2 separate regions of the Mus musculus genome follow, and region 2 is linked to region 1. Evidence: chromatin loops called from intact Hi-C (ENCODE). Cell type or tissue: left cerebral cortex. All regions are shown on one strand. Links, peaks and the distances in the headings refer to the core of each region. The heading gives the core; the rest is flanking DNA. Region 1 overlaps Gm30235 (a long non-coding RNA gene). Region 2 has its middle 6.4 kb from the start of Gm40047.

Region 1 (4,398 bases), core at 158-4,157:
GGCAAGGAATTGGGTGTTTCAAAAGGACAACCATGCTTAAGGGTCTCAGGTGACTTACTCTGTGGAGGTGGGAATCCTGAAGAGATGAGACACACTGGAGTTGAGCAACATTTCCTAAAGCATGTATGTAGATCACACAGGGACTTTTGTGGGTATCAGCATCATTCAGGACAGAGAAGAAATGCAAATATGGTTTCCAGTTTTGCCTTGTGAAGTATTGTCAAGTATTGTTATGTGTACACAATCATATATTGTAAACAGCAGGTTTAACCTGAATTCACTGACATGCATCAATCAACTTCCCAGGATGCCTTCCCATACCACCCTCTGCCTATGGATTATTGCATCATGATGGTGGAACAGTAAATTAGTCTTACAGACAAGGTCAGCACTCTCAGTGCCCTAAACTACCTTAGTTAGGCATCTGGTCGACCCTGTTATTGTACACATGGATTGAGCCACAGAAGGGAGGAATTCTTGCTCTCAACCCTACAGAGCTGGTTTGTGGCTCTGCCAGACCACACCCTGAACCACTCTTATACTTCTTTATACTTTACCCAATTCTACTCCTAGAGACTCAGTCATTAGAATACTTGTGAAGAACAAAATCCAGTTTTATTTCAGTATCTTTGTAAGACTCTTCATATAAAACCTTTTGCAAGCCAGAAAAAAAAAATATCCTTCCCAGCTTGTGCAAAGTACAACTCAGAAAAGACGGGTACCAAAGTTGCATCACTGGAATAAAAGCTTAGCTAGTGTCATGGCTTATCTTCATTGAGACCTTGATGAGTTTGAGAAGCACCTACAAGACCAATAAATCACATATCTGGGTATCTCTATGAGGGCATTTCCAGAAAGACTAACCCCTGAATGTTGATGGTACCCGTCTCTTATGCACAGGGCCCAGATGCAATCAAAGGGAAAAAGTTCACCAGGAAGAACTATCTCCCTCCCTTTCCTCCCTCCCTTCCCTATCTGTTTCTCTGCTTCTTGGCTGCCCCAAGGTGAGCTAATCTATTAAGCCACACTTTTGGTAGCTATGAGGCACCAAAAACTTCTGAAGTCCCCCCTCCTTACATTGTATTTGGTTTGTTGGTTGGTCGTTTGGTTTGTGACAAGTTCTCCATATGTAGCTCAAGCTGACTTCACTCCTCTGAGCTGGGACTATAAGCATATGCATCTTGCCTGGTTCGTGAGTTCCCTGGCTGTTGTATTTTTGTCACAGCGAAAAGAAGCTAGCAAAGAAAGTACGCATGTTTAGCACTCTACTGTGTACGCTATGTGCATTTCTCCTTGTAATCCTCATTATTGTCTCCATTTTACAGTTGGGAGAACTGAGAGTTTTGAGAAGCGTATTTGTTACTTTTCTTATTGCTGGAATAAAACACTTGGCAAAAGCAACCCAAGAAAGTAGTGTTTCCTTGGGTTCATGGTTTTCAGAGAAGGTATGACCACAGAAGCGTAAGGTGTCAGACCACACTGCCTGCATATTCCGGAAGCAAAGACAGAGGCATGTCACACTTCACTCATGATCCATCTTTCACTAACTCTGAATCTGGGGACTGGTGCTCTCCATGTTCAGGTTGGGTCTTCCTTCCTTAGTTAAACATATCTGGAAATGTTCTTAGTGACACATTTGGAAGTCTGTTTCCATGGTGACTTTAAACCCAGTAAAGTTGACAGTAAAGATTAACCATCATAAGAGACGCAAAACTCCACTTAAAAGCTCACAACTGATGAGAGATAGAGCCAATATTTAGATTTGTAGTGTAAGTGAAAGCCCTAATATAATGACTATAGTCATTATAGATAAGTGTCATTCCTAATTCATCCCCCGAGATTTTAGCTTTCTAGGGTCCAGTACCCAGAGTGTCTCTCCTGGAAAGCCACCCTCTGTTCTGGCATGTAAGGAACAGACTCGTGAAAAACACCATCCTGAGCCTACTTCATCCCACGTTCTTCTTCCAAGGCTCCAGAAATGTGGTCTTCCCTTATGATGCCAATTAGGCAAGAACAGATGGTCTAGTTCTTCTCAGTTGTTACCCATTCAACATTCGTGGAAAAAATCCTGGAAGGTTTATTTGCAACATAAGTGTCAGCCCCAAAGGAAACTTCTTTTTTAATTTCTTGCCCTCCCTAGGAAAAGAAGAGTTCTAGAAAGAGACTTTCAGCAACTTTGGCCAAATGTGGCGAAATGTGTACATGATAATGTAAGGATTCAAAAGGCGTGTACGCAAACAGATCCAGTAGTTATAGTCATCGCTATGACATCTGATAGGGTGACTGGTAACCTTGAACTTGCCAATAACCAGCAGAGTGCACTTTGTGAGTGACTAGATCGGGCGAGAGGCTAGCATACTAGCAAAGCGGCTGGCCTGTTAGAGGGGTATGACATCCTCCCATCTACTCAGCCCTGAAGCAGACAGGTTTCAAACCAGCTTCCTCGTCTCTGACAAACATCCAAATTTTTGATAGCAACTGAGAACCTTATGAAGCAATTGAATAAAAGGATACACTCAAAGCCACTAGAGAACCTTCCCATACCATCTCTTTTCATCTCTTCAAGAAAATGGTGTAAAATTCCAATTTATATACTGGGCACATACCCCAAAATGTAGTTTTCGCTTCTTTGTAAAACTCGAGCATTCCAAGAGTTAAGCAATTTTGATCATTTTGAAAGTAGCTGTCAGATTTAATATCTGCTAAGGAGACAGAGGGCAAATGTATTCTGGAGCCTGTTATATAATTTACAGATTATTTTTGCAATTTATATTCCATCAAATAGGGTATATTAGACTCTCAGAAAGCACGTAATGATCAATTAATTTCAGCAGAGCAATCTTGGTGGCACTTAGGGGACAGGCATGATTAGACCCTTTTCTAGCTGAGTCCCAAGGTCAAGTCATCAAATATGACTGATTACAGTTTCTAATGGTTTCTCCATGCCCATTAAAGAGCACTCAACTATTCGGCTCTCCTCTGATCGTGACATTCAAAATTTGCTCTGATGGCTCCTGACAAGCAAAAATGTATTCTCTAATCTTTAACCACATAAACAATAGCTAACCACTTGTAATTGAGTTTAAATTGATTTCAGGTGGCTTCAGAGAAAAGCAATTTCTACAACAGATTAACCTCTTAATTAAAGTATATTAGGAATACTGTCAGGTGTAGAAATTCTGCTACAGCAGAAAATTATACCTCATTGACATTCATTTATGAAAGAATTGCTGCTCTGTTCCCAGGTAACAGGCTACGTATGTGTGCTTCTTGCTTTGCTAGGTCAATGCCAGCCTAATTTCAGTCTTAGAATATCAGTCCTTTCTATAGGACAGGATGTGGGAAAAGATGAGGCGACATGAAACCACATGACCTTTACATCTTTGCAAAATTACCTTTCTGAAGGGCATCAAACCATTCAGCAAATATAAAAAGCTCCCTTAAATTAGCTAAAGAATGGGGAAGATCCAGACAACCGGACAAGTTTCTGCAAGGTGCTTGATTATTTTAAGAATGCAGTAACATTGTCCCCCAGCCCACCCCATCCCCCAAGTCCTTGCTACACCAGAACTCCTCTGACCAGAATCAGGTAGAGATGGGCTGCAGAAACACAGTCCTCTGCTTCAGGTCTGCTGAATTAGAATCAACATTTAACTAAGATTCCCCAGAACATTCGGTGAGATATTAAAGTTAAACAAGCTATGCTCTTTGCGAATGCATGTTGTTCAAGTCATATAGCCTCAAGATGTGTCATTGCAACCAAAAGTATTGGGTCCATTTGATAGACCAAATACACAGCCTGGCTTATTTCTCTGTGCTTTTTGACTGTCTAGCTCCATCCTTCTGCAGTCTCCTTAGGCCCTCAGACTGCATAAATCCCCAGGGTGCATTCAGCTACACCTAGCCAGGTCTTATTGAGAGAGTGAGGATTTAGAATCAAACTTTGTTTTTTTTCTCTACCTGACCCTGGTAGCCTGCCTTACTGGTGCTAAAATCTTTTATTTATGGCCTGAATTGTCTCACCTCTGTTGTCCCCAGCTTCGATTGTGATGTTGCTACAAACTTGATTTTTCTTTTAACATTTTCTCACCTAGTTTTGTGATAGGCATGTGCATAGATTATCTCTATAAGTGTAGAGCCTGATAGCCCATTCATCCTCTGTCGGTGACAGGTCCCAGCCCGCCTTAACATGACTTGTGCTTACTTAAAGGGAGTCACACAAAAATGGAGGCGATAAAAAGACCCAGGTGTCATCAATAAGGATGGATTAAAGTAAAATAATTTGTTGAAATTTCCCCACACACAGTCCCATTTTGCCTAAAAACTTTTTTTATGTATTTTTAGTACATAGGAATATAAATAGATAAACAAATTAAACATTTACTACGAATAAAATTA
Region 2 (4,398 bases), core at 230-4,229, 130 kb after region 1:
CAGATCACCAAAGTCAAAGAACAAAGTTCCATCACTGTTTGTCACTGCCTCTAGCCTCTCTACTGGGCCATCCCTCTGGCTCTCTGAGGACATCCTATTTTATCTGAGGCTCAGAGCAGATGAAAAAGCAGTTGTAACATTTACAGCATCTACTGGGGAACAGCCAGTTGTCATGATCTCTGAGAATGAGGAAATACGATGGTACTTTATTTTCAAGTAGCCCGGGAGACTTCAATGATTGCATTAAAATTTTAATCACAAACTCCTTAAGTTAGAAAGAAAGAGAGAGAGAGAGAGAGAGAGAGAGAGAGAGGGAGGGAGAGGGAGAGGGAAGGAGGGAGGAAAGCCCACAAAGGATTCATTGTATAAAAGAGTTTCACCATTTGGAGTTCTTTTATAAATTTGTGTCAGATCACAATTTGCTGTCTGGGAAATGTAAATTAGTTATTAATGAGCCAAAATTCTAACATCAAAGGCTGTGCACCCACATGCCAGAGAGAAACAAAGAACTCTCCCAGCATAGCGACTGCTCCTAGCCGACCTGAATTCTGCATTCACTTTGACGTGCTCTGCTGCCACCGTATCAAGGAGATCGTTCCTCGAAGATGTAATGGCACAGTCACCTGCATCATTACCATCACCTCCACCTGAGCATAGCTAGACTGGCAGAATCCTAGGCAGCAGGCAAGCATATATGCTCAAGGGTGATATTGCAGGGAGCATAGCTCGATGCCTCCCTTCTGTCAGCTTCATCAGATGACCATGTTCAAAGTGCATTTCATGTTTGCAGTACAGCCAGCCCCAAATGGCATGGGGGTGCTGATCTGCTTTTTGAATATTCCCATATCACTTTTTTTCATCTCTACAACCCTTTTATTTTGACTGAGATCAAGAGACGAGCTTAAAACTGCAGAGAGTTTTTGAACTTGCAGAAGTCACAGTTTCTAGTCAGCTGGCTGAAGTCTTGAAGGTCTTTGCTGAGGCTCATTTACTCATTCTTCCAACAGACAAGGCTGTTCCTTAATGGAAGTGGGAGAGACTACATGGTGACAGAGAAGGGTCAGAAAGAGGCAGCCCCATCCTCCCTGAACTCGTTGTCCGGAGAGGACAGGCAGGCAACAAGTGCTCATGTTGTTCTTCATCTGGCATCAAGAGGCAAGAAGGAATAGCCCCAGGCTAGTCCACGGGGAAGTGACTTTTGAGTAGAGAACAGAATGAAGAACAAGTTCTAGGCAGACAAGTTCAAGTGCGGATCAAGGCTATTTATGGCTATCCAATATGTGCATAGCTGGGAGCCCAGAGTTACTCTTTGCCTGCATGCAATCCTTTCTCTCTCCGGAGTGAGGTCTTTGACCTCTACATCCAGGCGAGACTTGAGCCAGACTCTCTTGCAGTCCTTAGCCAGCGGAGGTTGGATGCATCCCAGACTCCCGAGGGCAGGTGTGTTCTGACAGCCATGGAAAGTTGTGTCTTCCTAATACCAGCACCCATGATCCCAAGTCTAGTTTTTAAAAAAAAAAATTCTCCTTATACAAGGCCAACCCTTCTATCCTTTGCCAAGACCTATCTCTGTCTAGATTCCTTCTTGTCATCTACTATAAGTGTCCCTATTGTCAAGGTTTGTCTATCCCCTGGATAACCCTCACCCTTATGGAATCTTCCTGAGGGACTCAGGACCTCTGGAAGAACAACAAATACTTTTAACTGCTCAGTCATCTCTCCAACCCAAGAAAATTAAGTTCTTAACAGTCACATTTTTAGAAGAGATTTTTGGCAAGCCCCTCAGAGTGCTCTAGCACAGCAGAAATGAAGTCGTTCCCTGTTTCCAGAAACACCTATCATCCCTTGAACGCTCAGCTGTGAGGACCTCCTAAAGCAGCTGTCGCACCTCCCACGCAACCCAAATAACTTTTAGTTCTTCTAAAGGGGCCTCCCCATCACTTCCAGGCTCGCTGGCACCCATTCCAAAGGGAGTCTCACAGACCGAGAAGCAGAAGCAGCAAACAAGCTGAGCCCTCAGCCTCAGGAATTAGGGAAGCAGGACACTGGCTAGTCTACTCTTGATAGTCACAGAACACAGAGCTCCCTAACATTCTGCAGTACAAAACTTGACCTAGGACACGTGGTCCAAAGAGCTCACTTGGGCATGGTTCTCTGTACCACGCACACATGCCCATCAATAAGAGGTAAAACATATATCAAGAAAAATTTAAAAGAGTGGTAGACATTGTACAGTGTGTACAGAGAGTGTACAGTGGTAGACATTGACAGTCACATCAATGGGAAGACTGAAGCAGGAGCATCCAGAATTCCAGGCCAGCCTTGGCTACATATAGCAAGGCCTTGCCTCACAACAAAGGATAAATAAGAAAAGACATAGTCCATCTCAAGAACACCAAAATAAGCATCACAGTGAAGCAGAAATGGAATGGAAATACAAAGTAATATTCAGGGCTGGAGACCCAGAACGTCTAGGCTCCTGTTCAGAAGGCAGAAAGTGGACATTGAACATTTCCGAGGAGCAAAGAGGTCCAGCCTCATTATGTAAGAGAGTGGGCACCCTGTTCCCTGCTTGATGAGCATCTGCTAACATCCTGAAGAAGAAAATGTATGCAGAACACGCCTCGAGACCTGCTGCCGTTCATTCTTTATGCTTGCCTAACATTGTCTGAGGCTCAGGAGTGAGCCAGATGGGGTGGTTAATTCTGACTGTCAGCTAGATTAGATTACAACTCACCCTCAGAATTATTGAAGCTTATCTGTGTGTGTGTGTGTGTGTGTGTGTGTGTGTGTGTGTGAGAGAGAGAGAGAGAGAGAGAGAGAGAGAGAGAGAGAGAGAGAGAGAGAGAGACTCCCAAATATAATTAAATTATTGGGAGCTCTGACCTAATAAATGGGTTATTCTATTGACCAACTGGATGATGAACGAAGTCACTGGGGAGGTGGTAAAAGGTAGAAGGACTTTTTCTTGTACTCACATCTTCCTGCACCACTCCACTCCACTTCCTCTCTACTCTAATGTGAGCTGTTCCTGCCATGGTAGACTGAACCTTCTGACATCCTTACCCAAAATAAACTCTTCTTCCTTTAAATTGCTTATGTCACACAAAAGTGCCGCATAAGAAAATAATGTGCTCTGAGTCCCGGCAGGAGGCCTGGGATGTTGCAAGATAATTCCACCAAAGAGCACACATAGACGGTCTTAACGATGAATAGAAAGACTATTGCCAGCTGACAACTGCGTGGGAAACTTGCCCAAATGGTATAGCCCCAAACTTCACCATGCTTTGCCTTTTATGCACTAAACCCACATCCTGGATGACACACTTTAGTTAACAAGAACAGTTAGCAAGAAGCAAAACTGAAGAAGTCAAAAAAAAATTTTAGTACATTTAAGGGGCTATTCCAGACCCTGGAACTATGGACTGGGTCTTTGATGAGGTAGGACTTTGTTCTGGTTTAGTCAGGAATTGGGGCCTATGTGCTAGGCTCTAAGGTCACAATGACACCTCCAATGTGGTCAATTGTGCTAAGGTCTCTGGCTGGTTATGGAGGCATCATCACTGAAGAAAACATCTGGATTCAACCCCTGTACAGAAAGTGGCAGTCTACTCAATCCTAGTGTCGTTGGAGTAGCATTGGGGACTGGAGCTGTAGTTCATTGGAGTGGAAACAATCCATCAGATGAAATACTCCATGGAAAAAACTAGTCTCTCTTTATCTAAAGCTGCTCTGAGCCCGCACTTTTTGTCACGGTTCATGATAAAAAAAATAAAATAAAATAAAGCCCTGGAATCAAACAGACCTGGACTCCTGTCTATTCTCTGATGTACTTTATCATTTTGCAGCTACTCCACTGATTAATGATAATACCTACCACAGAAGCAGCTAAAGGAAGTCTTACCATCTACCTATACAGTCTTCCCGTCTATAATTTGACTGATAATGTTTACTTCACAGGGTTGTAAGATACCAGGAGCTCATATGTGTAACCACACAGCACAGAGAGGGTACCCGGTCTTGATGGTAATTATGATCTGTTGATGCCCTCGTTGTCTACATGAGAGAATGGATCCTGCAGATACACAGTCTTATCTCCTGAGCAGGAAAATTGACAGGGTGCCGTTCTAGCTGAGCAAGAAATCTGTTGAATATGTGATAACCCCTGCGAAGAGTTTATAAAACTAGGTTCCAGTCTGTGATACTAAGGAAGCCGGAGTCTATATTCTCAGAGAAGTTAAGGTAGCTTTATGTGTGGAATCAGAGATTCTCGGAATGCTCTCAATAAGAACATCTGAGTTCTTATCTCAGGGCCTCAGTTTCCTTATCTGTAGGGCTAATGACAGTACACAGCACACAGGAACATGTGACATTAAATAAGATAATATTACCTTTATG

Evidence for each region. A loop is a pair of places that touch in the nucleus more often than their neighbours do. Peaks named below come from ENCODE experiments on the same cell type or tissue, not always from the same donor. Only the 100,000 strongest peaks of a DNase experiment are listed, where the experiment ranks them.
Region 2: a loop joins it to region 1, with 9 times the contacts of the local background. A loop is called at or near these places in 3 of 42 quality-filtered maps.

The regions. Positions count from the first base shown.
Region 1 is chr3:52,700,743-52,705,140 of GRCm38, reverse strand. The region is part of intron 3 of Gm30235 (a long non-coding RNA gene); the gene reads right to left. Among named protein-coding and RNA genes, the nearest start is that of Gm22798, 20 kb to the left of the region's middle. In left cerebral cortex, for the core only: no CTCF peak of the experiment used is centred there; DNase peaks (open chromatin) are centred at 1,213, 1,670 and 1,990.
Region 2 is chr3:52,571,519-52,575,916 of GRCm38, reverse strand. No RefSeq gene overlaps it. Among named protein-coding and RNA genes, the nearest start is that of Gm40047, 6.4 kb to the left of the region's middle. In left cerebral cortex, for the core only: no CTCF peak of the experiment used is centred there; DNase peaks (open chromatin) are centred at 584, 1,889, 2,611 and 3,140; H3K27ac peaks cover 506 bases.